Regions from separate parts of the Homo sapiens genome. Here region 2 is linked to region 1. A link is an interaction called in ENCODE POLR2A ChIA-PET data of the cell type or tissue named here. Cell type or tissue: GM12878. All regions are shown on one strand. Links, peaks and the distances in the headings refer to the core of each region. The heading gives the core; the rest is flanking DNA. Region 1 overlaps RRAS2 (RAS related 2). Region 2 overlaps SPON1 (spondin 1).

The links. Peaks named below come from ENCODE experiments on the same cell type or tissue, not always from the same donor. Only the 100,000 strongest peaks of a DNase experiment are listed, where the experiment ranks them.
Region 2: POLR2A ChIA-PET joins it to region 1 with 5 read pairs; 3 of 35 experiments call an interaction of 5 or more read pairs at or near these places.

What each region holds. Positions count from the first base shown.
Region 1 is chr11:14,328,063-14,333,450 of GRCh38, reverse strand. The region is part of intron 1 of RRAS2 (RAS related 2); the gene reads left to right. Among named protein-coding and RNA genes, the nearest start is that of RRAS2, 28 kb to the left of the region's middle. In GM12878, for the core only: no CTCF peak of the experiment used is centred there; no DNase peak of the experiment used is centred there; H3K4me3 peaks cover 1,181 bases; H3K27ac peaks cover 2,053 bases.
Region 2 is chr11:14,261,813-14,267,200 of GRCh38, reverse strand. SPON1 (spondin 1) reads right to left here. Exons shown (of 16, transcript NM_006108.4): 15 at 4,226-4,489; 16 at 1-1,677. The coding sequence ends at 1,514. Among named protein-coding and RNA genes, the nearest start is that of RRAS2, 95 kb to the left of the region's middle. In GM12878, for the core only: no CTCF peak of the experiment used is centred there; no DNase peak of the experiment used is centred there.

The DNA of each region.
Region 1 (5,388 bases), core at 109-5,108:
ATGCAATATGTTTATAAGGAAAAGGAATTTTTAAAACTTGAGTTTATAAGCTTAAGGGAATATAATTGGTGTAGTTTTCTAGAGTATAGTTTAGTGTTATTTATCAATAGCCTCGCCTTTTCCTTTGACTTGATAAATACACCTCCAGGGATAAGAACCATAAATATCTATCTACAGTGATATTTATCATGACATGACTTATAATAGTGATATACTAGAATTGTCTTAAATAGACCAATGGTTAAATATAACTCTTTTTTCTAGTGGACTTAAAGCAGATCGGTGTAGCTTATAAAAATTATTTAAGAAATATATATGATGACATAAGTTGCTTATACTATGATTTACCTGAAGAAAAAATACTTTTTGTGTTATTTTTTAATCTTTAAAATAATAGATAAAACAATGGGAAGAAATAGAAATTGACCCAAATGTTGAGTTATCTTTTTCTTTATACTTTCATAAAGTTTTTACAATGGTGTAATTATTTTATAAGAAAAAAGTTGTAAATTAATTTGCTAATTGATATAAAATGATATTTAAACTTTTTTTGGTTTATATTGTTATTGTTTCCAGGGAACTCTGATTCTTATTTTTACTGTTGCATTTTTTTTCCTTGTATGATTTGTTCATGTCTTTGCCCATTATCTGTTACTTTACTTGGAAAAGCCTGTCATGTGAGTTTTGAAAAATTACACACCTTGTGTAACCATCATTACAAGCACATATAGGACATTTCTATCTCTCCAAGAAGGTCCCTTGTCTCCCTTCTGACTTTTTATTCCCATTGTTCAGTTTTGCCTGTTTCTAGACTTTATATAATAGAAATATACAGTATGTACTCTTTTTGTGTCTGGGATGTTTTTGCTTGGCATGATGATTTTGACATTCATCTATGATATTGCTTGTTTCTATGGTTCTTTATTTTATTATTATTATTACTATTTTTGAGACAAGGTCTCATTCTGTTGCTGAGGCTTGAGTGCAGTGGTGCCATCATGGCTCACTGCAGCCTCAACCTCCCCAGGCTCAAGTGGGCCTCCTGCCTCAGCCTCCCAAGTAGCTGGGACTACAGGCACACGCCACCACGCCTGGCTAGTAGTTAGTTCTTTTTTATTGTTTGGTAGTATTTCATTGTATGATATACCACAATTTACTTGTCTGCTTATTGATAGAACATTTGGGTTGTTTCCAATGTTCATTAACTGTGAATAAAGCTGCCCCAGACATTGATGTACAAGTCATTGTTTGGACTTACATTTTCATATTGCTTGGATAAATACCAAGTTGTGATTATTGGGTCGTATGGTAAGTGGATGTTTAACTTTGGGAAACAGGTGGTTTCTTATAAAATGGTTGTACCATTTTACATTCCCAGCAACTGGGTATGGAAATTCCAGTTACTCTGGGTCTTTACCGATACTGGGTATTTTAGCCAATCTAATGGCTGTGCTGTGGTATCTCATTGTGGTTTTAAATAGCTTTTCCTTGACGACTAATGATATTCAGCATCTTTTTATGTGCCTATTGGCCATTGGTATAGCTCCTTTTGTGTGTCTGTATGTCTTTTGTCTCTTTTGAAAATTGGATTGCTTTGTGTTACTGAGTTGTAAAGTTTCTTAATATATTTGGAACACAAATCCTTTGTCAGCTGTGTATTACAGATAGTTTCTTCTAGTCCATATCTTGCCTTTTCATTTGTTCCTTCCCTTTTAATACTTACATCCTCTTTCTGTAGTAGACTTGCCAGAACTTTTTTTTTTTTTTTTTTTTTTTTAAGAGTTGGGGATCTCCCTATGTTGCCTACGCTGGACTTGAACTTCTGGGCTCAAGTGATCCTCCCGCCAGTCTCCTGAATAGCTGGGACTATAGATGTGCGCCACCATGCCCAGGCCAGAACCTTATAACAAAATAGTTCAAACAAAATGAACACAGTAGATAACCTTGTTTTGTTAACTATTTTTTTCTACATCGTGTACAATGGTTTTAAAATTTTTTGGATAAGTTATATAAGTATCCTATTAGTGTTTTCCTTTAATGTTATTTGCAATGTAATTTTACCAGATGCTGTTTTGATATCTGTAGAAATGGATCCTCTTTGTTTTTGTTAAGCCATTACTGTGATATGTTAGATCATTAGAATATATTTACTTAGTACACTGAGGGGTTTTATACACCATCATTTTACCCCAGTTTCTTGTTTATTTTATTAAGTTGTATGGGTGTTGTGTTTCTTGTTTCCAGTTTCTAGGTTCACAGAAACTTGTGACCAAGAATATATTTGACTTGAAAGATGAATTGGGTAGTATGTTCATCTTCATATTCTCCCAGGGCTTTAAATTTTATGTTCTTTAAAAATCTGGATTTAGGGTCAGGCGCAGTGGCTCATGCCTGTAATCCCAGCACTTTAGAAGTCTCAGGCAGCAGGATTGCTTGAGCCCAGCAGTTTGAGGCTGCAGTGAACTATGATCACGCCAGTGCACACCACCCTGAGCAACAGTGAACTGTCTCTAAAACAAGCAAACAAACAAAAAACAAATGAAATTTGCCACTGTTATTAACTATAGTTACTCCTATTGTTGATAAACAATTTTGTCTATTTCATCCTGTTGATTCAGTTTTCTACCTCTTGAAATGTAAGCTTTATGTGTAAATACATTTTTCTTCTTAAAAATTTGGTGTGAAAACATTGCCTTAATTAAATTTCTCAACATATAGCTGTGGTTAAAAGTATCTTATTTTTGTTACAGCCTTTTTCGTTTGAATATTTATATCATCTGAAAAAAAAATTTTTTTTAATGTTAACTACATGTCATCATAATGCCTCTGCTTTTTCAGGGAATCTGAAATGATAAAGACGTCCCCCTCATCAGTGGTACTCATTTAAGTTTCTGAGTATGGTGTTCCCCCAACCCCAAGGAACCAGTTTTTTGTTTTTTAATTGAAACAGGGTCTCTGTCCTCCAGGCTGGAGTGCAGTAGCACAATCATGGCTCACTGCAGCCTCGACCTCCCAGGTTGAAGGGATCTTCCTACCTCAGCCTCCTGAGTAGCTGGGACTACAGGCGTGTGCCACCATGCCCGGCTAATTTTTAAATTTTTTATATAGATTGGGCCTCCCAAAGTGCTGGGATTACAAGATGTAAGCTGCTGAGCCTGGCCAGGAAGCAGTTCTTAAATTATCAGGACTACCAATGAATAGATCCTTGTATTTTTCCTTAAATTATTTTGTTCTGTTTTCCTTTGGGTTTGTTTTCTAAAATCTTAGAATTCATTGCTGTGTTTTTACATCTTTTAATGAACACATTCACATTACACCGTGAATACTACATTGAGTCATTTGGATATTTTTTAATTTTCTTTTTCATTGTTTCTAAGAGATAGGGTCTTAGTCTGTGGCCCAGCCTGGGGTGCAGTGGCACAATCATAGCTTACTATAGGCTCGAACTCTTGGGCTGAAGCAGTCCATCTGCTTCAGCCCCTTGAAGAGCTAGGACTACAAGCATGTGTCACCACGCCTGGCTAATTTATTTTTATTTTTATTTATAGAGATGAAGTCTCACTATGTTGCTCAGGCTGACCTCAAATTCCTGGGCTCAGGTGACTGTCTCACCTTGGCCTCCTGAAGTGCAGGGATTACAGGCATGGGCCACTGTGCCTGGCCCTGTTTTTAATTTCCTAATTTAAAATGTGTCCTTTCATCATGTGAATTTTTATTATATATTTAAAATTTAAGTCTTTGTTGATTTCTGCTTTTTTGTTCTATTTTACTTTTGGCATCATGGCCAGAAATTGGCAAGTTTTAGACATTAGAAAAGGTATGTTTTTGCTGTTTACTGCAGGAATCAGATCCAGGTGTTGAGGGGACCTACAGCTTATATAATTTTGAGGACCCTCTTTAGGAAAGAAAATACAAGATTATGCACATGTGAATATTTGTTTAGAATAAGAAAAGGTATCTGTGTATGCGAGGGGTCTAAAAGCCTAACTTGATTCATTTTGTGTTTGATCTATCTCTGCTTTAAAATATATAATTTTGGCCCCACGTGGTGGCTTGTGCCTGTAATCTTAGCACTTTGGGAAGCTGAGGCGGGTGGATCACTTGAGGTCAGGAGTTTGAGACCAGCCTGACCAACATGGTGAAACCCCATCTTTACTAAAAATACAAAATTAGCTGGGTGTGGGGGCTCATGCCTATAATCCCAGCTACTTGGGAGGCTGAGGCAGGAGAATCCCTTGAACCTGGGAGGCGAAGGGAGGTTGCAGTGAGCTGAGATCGCGCCATTGGACTCCAGCCTGGACAACAGGAGTGAAACTCCATCTCAAAAAAAATATATATATATATGTATATGCGTGTGTGTGTGTGTGTGTGTGTGTGTGTGTATGTATATGTGTGTGTATATACATATATATGTGTGTGTGTATATATATATATATATACACACACACACACACACACACACACATATATATAAAATTTGGTGTATGTGCCGGGCATAGTTGCTCACACTTGTAATCCCAGCACTTTGGGAGGCCGAGGCCGGTGGATCACCTGAGGTTGGCAGTTTGAGACCAGCCTGACCAACATGGAGAAACCCTGTCTCTACTAAAAATACAAAGTTAGCTGGGCATAGTGGCGCATGCCTCTAATCCCAGCTACTGGGGAGGCTGAGCCAGGAGGATTGCTTGAACCCAGAAGGTGGAGGTTGCGGTGAGCAGAGGTCACGCCATTGCACTCCAGTCTGGGCAACAAGAGCGAAACTCTTGTTGAAAAAAAAAAAAATTGGTGTATGTGTATTGCATCTGCATTAATTTTAGTCATTACTTTGTGTCATGTATATATTTTTTACTACTTTACATACTATAGCTGTTTTTCTTCTAGTGTTTCTAAGCTTTTACATTGATTTATACTTTTTTGTTGCCTAAATATTATTTTTACTGTTGCCTAATGGCATCTTAAAATTTTACTATAGCTCTTGCCAAATAAATTTTACCATGTTTGATATTGTTTTTACACGTGTCTTCCTGGCTTGACTAAATTTGCTACATTATTTTTTCTCACTCTTTTTTTTTTTTTTTTTTTTTGAGTTGGAGTTTTGCTCTTCTTGCCCAGGCTGGAGTACAATGGTGCGATCTTGGCTCACTGCAACCTCCACCTCCTGGGTTCAAGTGATTCTCCTGCCTCAGCCTCCCGAGTAGCTGGGATTACAGGCATGCACCACCACACCTGGCTAATTTTGTATTTTTAGTAGAGATGGGTTTCTCCATGTTGGTCAGGCTGGTCTCGAACTCCTGACCTCAGGTGATCCGCCTGCCTCGGCCTCCAAAAGTGCGAGAATTATAGGCATGAGCCACCGCGCCTGGCCATTTTTCTCACTCTTTACTGTTA
Region 2 (5,388 bases), core at 218-5,217, 66 kb after region 1:
TTTTTATTGAATAGTCTCTCTTGTGTTAAAAGTACATATTCAGGACTATACTATGTTGTATTTGGAAATATTCTGATGTGTTTAATACAAATTCGTAGTGTATTCAGAGCATTGTATGTGTCTCACCAATGGTACACATTTGGATTAAGCAGTAATAAGGCCTATAAAAGAAGAAATGAAACAATAGTTTTCAACAATAAATGCAGGAAGAAAAACTGCTGATGGACCCAACTGAGAAAATGTCCTTTTACACTATCCCTTGGTGGTCAGTCTCCCTGAATCTGGTGTGCTTATAATTGCTGGGAAGGCAGTGTAAACCTGTGGCCATTCCTATGCATGTCTGGGAGGACCACAGCCCTGGTGTGGAGCACTGACAGGTTTGACTTTCCACCAGAATTGCTTGCTCAGCTTAATCCCATAATATTCCTTTCCCTTAGATTTGTTTTCTGTCTCGGTAACTTTTTCTCTCTGCATATAAAATTTCATGACTAAAATAACTTTAAAGTACAGAGATTGTATTTTGTTGAAGGAATGCATTGGGGGGGCTTTGGGCAGACTTAGCAAAATGTTTGTATAGCAAAAATGTTTTCTTGCTAAAAACTGATTTGCAAACTTGAACGTCTAGATGTGTGTAGGAAGATTTTAAAATTTAGGCAAATTGGTCTCTAAAGAGACCAATTTTGCTTCCTTTGTCTTGGTTCCAATAAGGATTTAGTACCAAAAAGTTCAGAAGGCTGGCTTCCCAGAAGAATTGTACATACTCCTCTGAACCCCCAAAAGCAAGGGAAAAATACACTCTAAGCTTATTATTTATCTCAGGTGTAAAAACTAGCTACCTTATATTTAAATAAAGCAGCCATAATTTATTTATTTATTTTTGTTGGGGGGGCATCAGGAACCAATATCAGGGGTGAGACAAATGTATTCCGAATTTCTCAGTGAAAGAACAAAAGCCACCCAACATCAATGCTCCTCTTCAAGTCTACCAGCTCTGTTTTTCCCCAGGAACTATTGATGACTGAGGAGACTTGAAAAGAGACCTAAAGTTCCACTAAGAAGAGATGGGCAAACAATGGTTTCATTGAACAGGCCAAAGATGAGAATGTGGGGAATCTGCTGTCTTCATCTGTGAATGTTTCCTACCTGCCGCACCCTGGGACTCAGGCATAGTCACTTCCAGACATGGTTGCCTCTCCATGTGGAGTAGGTCAAAGTCTCCGTCCTCCCTGGCCAGGTGGAAGCTCCAGAGGGACATGTTTCAGCTTAGTACAAGGTGGCTGACACTACTCCTCTGCAGGAAGAGGCTGGCTGGAGGTGAGGGCGCCCCACTCAGCCTGTACCCATCAAGAAGTATTCAGAAAGGATGTCTCTGGCATCCACAAGACTACTGGGCGAACCACACTGCAAAAATGAAAACTAGCGTACACAATTTAAATTGTCTTAAACAAGCAAATAATCCAGCCATTGGTGACTCTGGAATCTAGAGTGCAGCCCTGGGGAACTCGTACCCTTGCTAACAAGGATGAACATTGCATGCTCTGATCTCCTTCTTGTCTTTGCAGCTGGTAAACTGGGAGCTTTTGAATCTCTTCTTTACAGTCATGTAACGTTCCTGAATTCCACCTCCGCACAGTTTGGTGCATTCTGACCAGGCCGTCCATGGGCGCATCCTACAACCTGAAAGCATGAGAATGCCTTGTTAGGCCCGCAGAAACGGGACGGAACAGGGATGCTGAACTCTAGTAGAACTGTGAAATGTGCTTGTCTGGGCTCCTCCTCTGCTCAAGTATGTAATGATTGGTTAGAGTCGTTATTAGGGACAGTTAGGTCGTATGTGACTGACTGCAAAAAAATGGCCACAAATGCTTCACGGTTCTTCTCATCAAAAGGCAGACTCTGTTTCTCCACCTCTTGAATCTGGGCTTGACTACATGATTTGCCATGGCCAATGGGACATGAGCAAAAACAGGCCTAAAAGCTGCTAGGACCCTTCTACTACCATGTAAGCAAGCCTGGCTAGACCACTGGAGAGACCATGTGCAGAGAAGCCCCAGCCATCTCATGAGGCCCCAGATACGCAGGTGAGGCTGGTCTGGTCCAATTGTGCCACCAGCTAGTAGTAGCCACATGAATGAGTCCAAACTAGACCCAAGAAGAACCATCCAGTGGACCCAGTTCACATCACTGATCCACAGAATCTTGCTAAGTGATTGTTTAAAAAGACTGTTTTGGGATGGCTTATGCAGCAGCCATATAAGGAACACTAAACCACTTTCTCTTATGCCTTACTCCCCAAGTACTTGGCTCCCAAATGCTAAGTATAGAGAAGTACAATTTTTGTTCTTCCTACTCAGCATAAACATGCTGCTCTCCAAGAAAACTTCCCTGACCCCAGAGATTAATTAGGTTAGATCTTTTGATTACTGCTTCCATAGCACTCTAGATTCCTCTTTTATAGAACCCACCACATTTATGGTTACACATGAGATATTTGTTAACCACACTACAGCTAAGAGTCATGGAGGAATGTACCGTACAACTATGTACCTGCCACATAGTAGGCTTTAATGAATGTTTGTTGACTGGCTGACTACCATGTAGAACAGACAGCACTTTGATATGCAAACAGCTCCCTAATCATAAGGATCCTGAACCATCAAGGAGATCCTCATGCTTCAAAAAGAATAGGCCTTTAAAAATCAGAAAACTTGATGTACATGTTAATCTTCACTTTTTTACATGGGCACCTTCAGCACTGAAGTCCCTGGCAGGCATTTTCTTTTTCTTCTGAAGTCCTGGAACTCTGAAGTTAAGCTGGAGTTTGGGGATGTATAATCTTTCTCTTGGGTTACAAATAAAACCTATCTGGCCTCTGTGTCTGTTTGCCATCCCCAAATCAGTCAACACAGGTCTGATACAGTCACCCTCTTGCTTAAAACCACCTACAGAATCAGGTCCCAAAATCCTTGGTGGGCCACTGGCCTTGTGTGGTCTGGTCCCTGCCTTCCCAGCCTGGTTTCCTGCCTGCCTTGTCCTCTGTGCTTCATCTGCATCCCATTTATCACTTGGACCTATCACTTGGACCTATCATGGTCTTTGGCATCTCTGTGCCTTTGTAATGACTATTCTTGCTGCCTGGAATGTACTTTTCTTTTTTTTTTTTTTTAATTTGAGACGGAGTTTCACTCTTGTTGCCCAGACTGGAGTGCAATGGTGTGCTCTTGGCTCACTGCAACCTCTGCCTCCCCAGTTCAAGTGATTCTCCTGCTTCAGCCTCCTGAGTAGCTGGGATTACAGGTGTGCGCCACCATGCCCGGCTAATTTTTGTACTTTTAGTAGAGATGGGGTTTCACCATATTGGCCAGGCTGGTCTCAAACTCCTGACCTCAAGTGATTGGCCTGCCTTGGCCTACCAAGGTGCTGGGATTACAGGCATGAGCCACCGTGCCCGGCCTGGAATGTACTTTTCTAAGTGGCAAACTCCTCTAGATTTTTCAAGACCCACTCTAGTTTTCCCTGCTCTGACATCTCCCTGAACTCCAGTCAATGTAAGATGATGCTCATTCCTCAGCTCCCTGAGCACTTGGTGCATTGTTCTATTAGTTATTTGTCAGCTTGGATCAATATTATTTGGGGAAATAAAACTCAAGGCTGACATGACACTGCTGATAAACTTCTGGTTAGCCTTGCAAAAAAAAATCATAAAGTCTCAGGCCACGGCTGCCTTGTCTGAGCCACACCCTTAAAATGGAAGATGATGTGTTCTGGGAGGTTCTCAGGAACATTCCCTAAATGATGAACAAGACAAGACTCCTTTGACACATCTGTATCATTTTCCCTCTTTGCAAGGAGTGAATGGTGTTGCTAAGTCATAACTGACTTTGAGCAAAGTTGGACACATTATTGGTTTTATATGTGTGTAAAGAAGGAACTGTAATTCCTAAAGATTCTTTGCTTGAAAATTTATTTTTGGCAGGTAATTAGGTTATCTAAATGTTCTTTGATAAATGACCCCCACCGCCAATCTCCTTTATAAATTATGCTTGCTCAATATTTGGGAACAAACTTGGATCTAAAGAATCAAAATGTGGCCTGAAGACTCCAGAAGATGCAGACTCTCCCCGACTTTTTTTTTTTTTTTTTTTTTAAACAGGTCCAAGACTTAGCCCAGTGCAGAACCCTGCCTGTCCTGGAGACCACCCAGGCTGACACTTGGGAGCCATACCTGGGAACTGCTCCCCTTCAGACTCTTCCTTCAGCTGCTCACTCCGCCGGCTCTCTCGGGCCTCCCTCCAGCGTAGCTTTTGGATGGATGGATTTCGAAGGCATTTTCGGATGCGGCACTTTTTTCGCTGCACAGTCTCTGGGCAGGGTGCACCTCCAAACTGAGGCTCCATTTGGATCATCCGGGTTCGAATCACGTGGCCTTTCCCACATGACTTGTTACATTCCGACCACTGGGACCACTCGGTGAGCTCACAGTCAATGGCTGGCAAGACACAGATGGGCATGAGTGTATCACATGTCTGAAACAAGATATGGTCACGCTCTCCTTTGAACATCTCAACAAGCCTATGAGGGATGCAAAGCAGGTGCTGTGTCATGCTATTTTACAGAAGAAGAAACTGAGGCTCCAAAGAGGCAGGCTGACTTCAGCCCGTGTGGTTGGTAAGCAGCAGAGGCAGGATTGGTGCCAGGTCATCACCCATTCTATGCTCCCTCTATGACTCAAGAAGGCTTTGGAGGACTTTCAGGATGTGTTCAGAGCCTCTTGCCCTGCTCTGTGAACTAGAATATTGTCAGATCAGCCTCAAGTACAGAATAGCTTCCCACAGTCCCAAACTCACTGGTGATATTTTTCAGAGCAAGGCCAGCAAGCCCCCTGCTGCTCTTTGGAGAGAACAAGTCAACAAGCTAAAGGCGGCTGACCCTTGTGGACCAATACCAAGGACATTGTGGTTCTAACACACCCTGGCAGCTTTTCATTCTCAACATCATCCTGTGTTCTATATATGGTGGTCTATGCAAAAAACACAGGAGCCAGAAATGGGACATTCAGTAGAGAAGAGGGTCAGGAGCAAGTGGTGCTTTATGGTTTATCGAGATCCAGTAAATTCTTACTAAGCCAGCATCTCATAAATGTGAAAGGAAAATAACACATCAGTTTGACTGTCAGGATGTGTCCCAGGGAGGTAAATTATTCCAAGCTCTCTGTTGGTCTTGCAAGGCCAAAGTCAGGGTGGTGGACTTAGATGTCCTCATTTAGTTCAACAGTTTCAGTTCTTTTATCCCGCCTGTGGAAGCTCAGGCAGCTTTCTTATCTGCAAAATGGGGATCATGGTATTTTTTTTTTCATTAGGTTGTAAGGATTAAATGAGATGCTCCCAG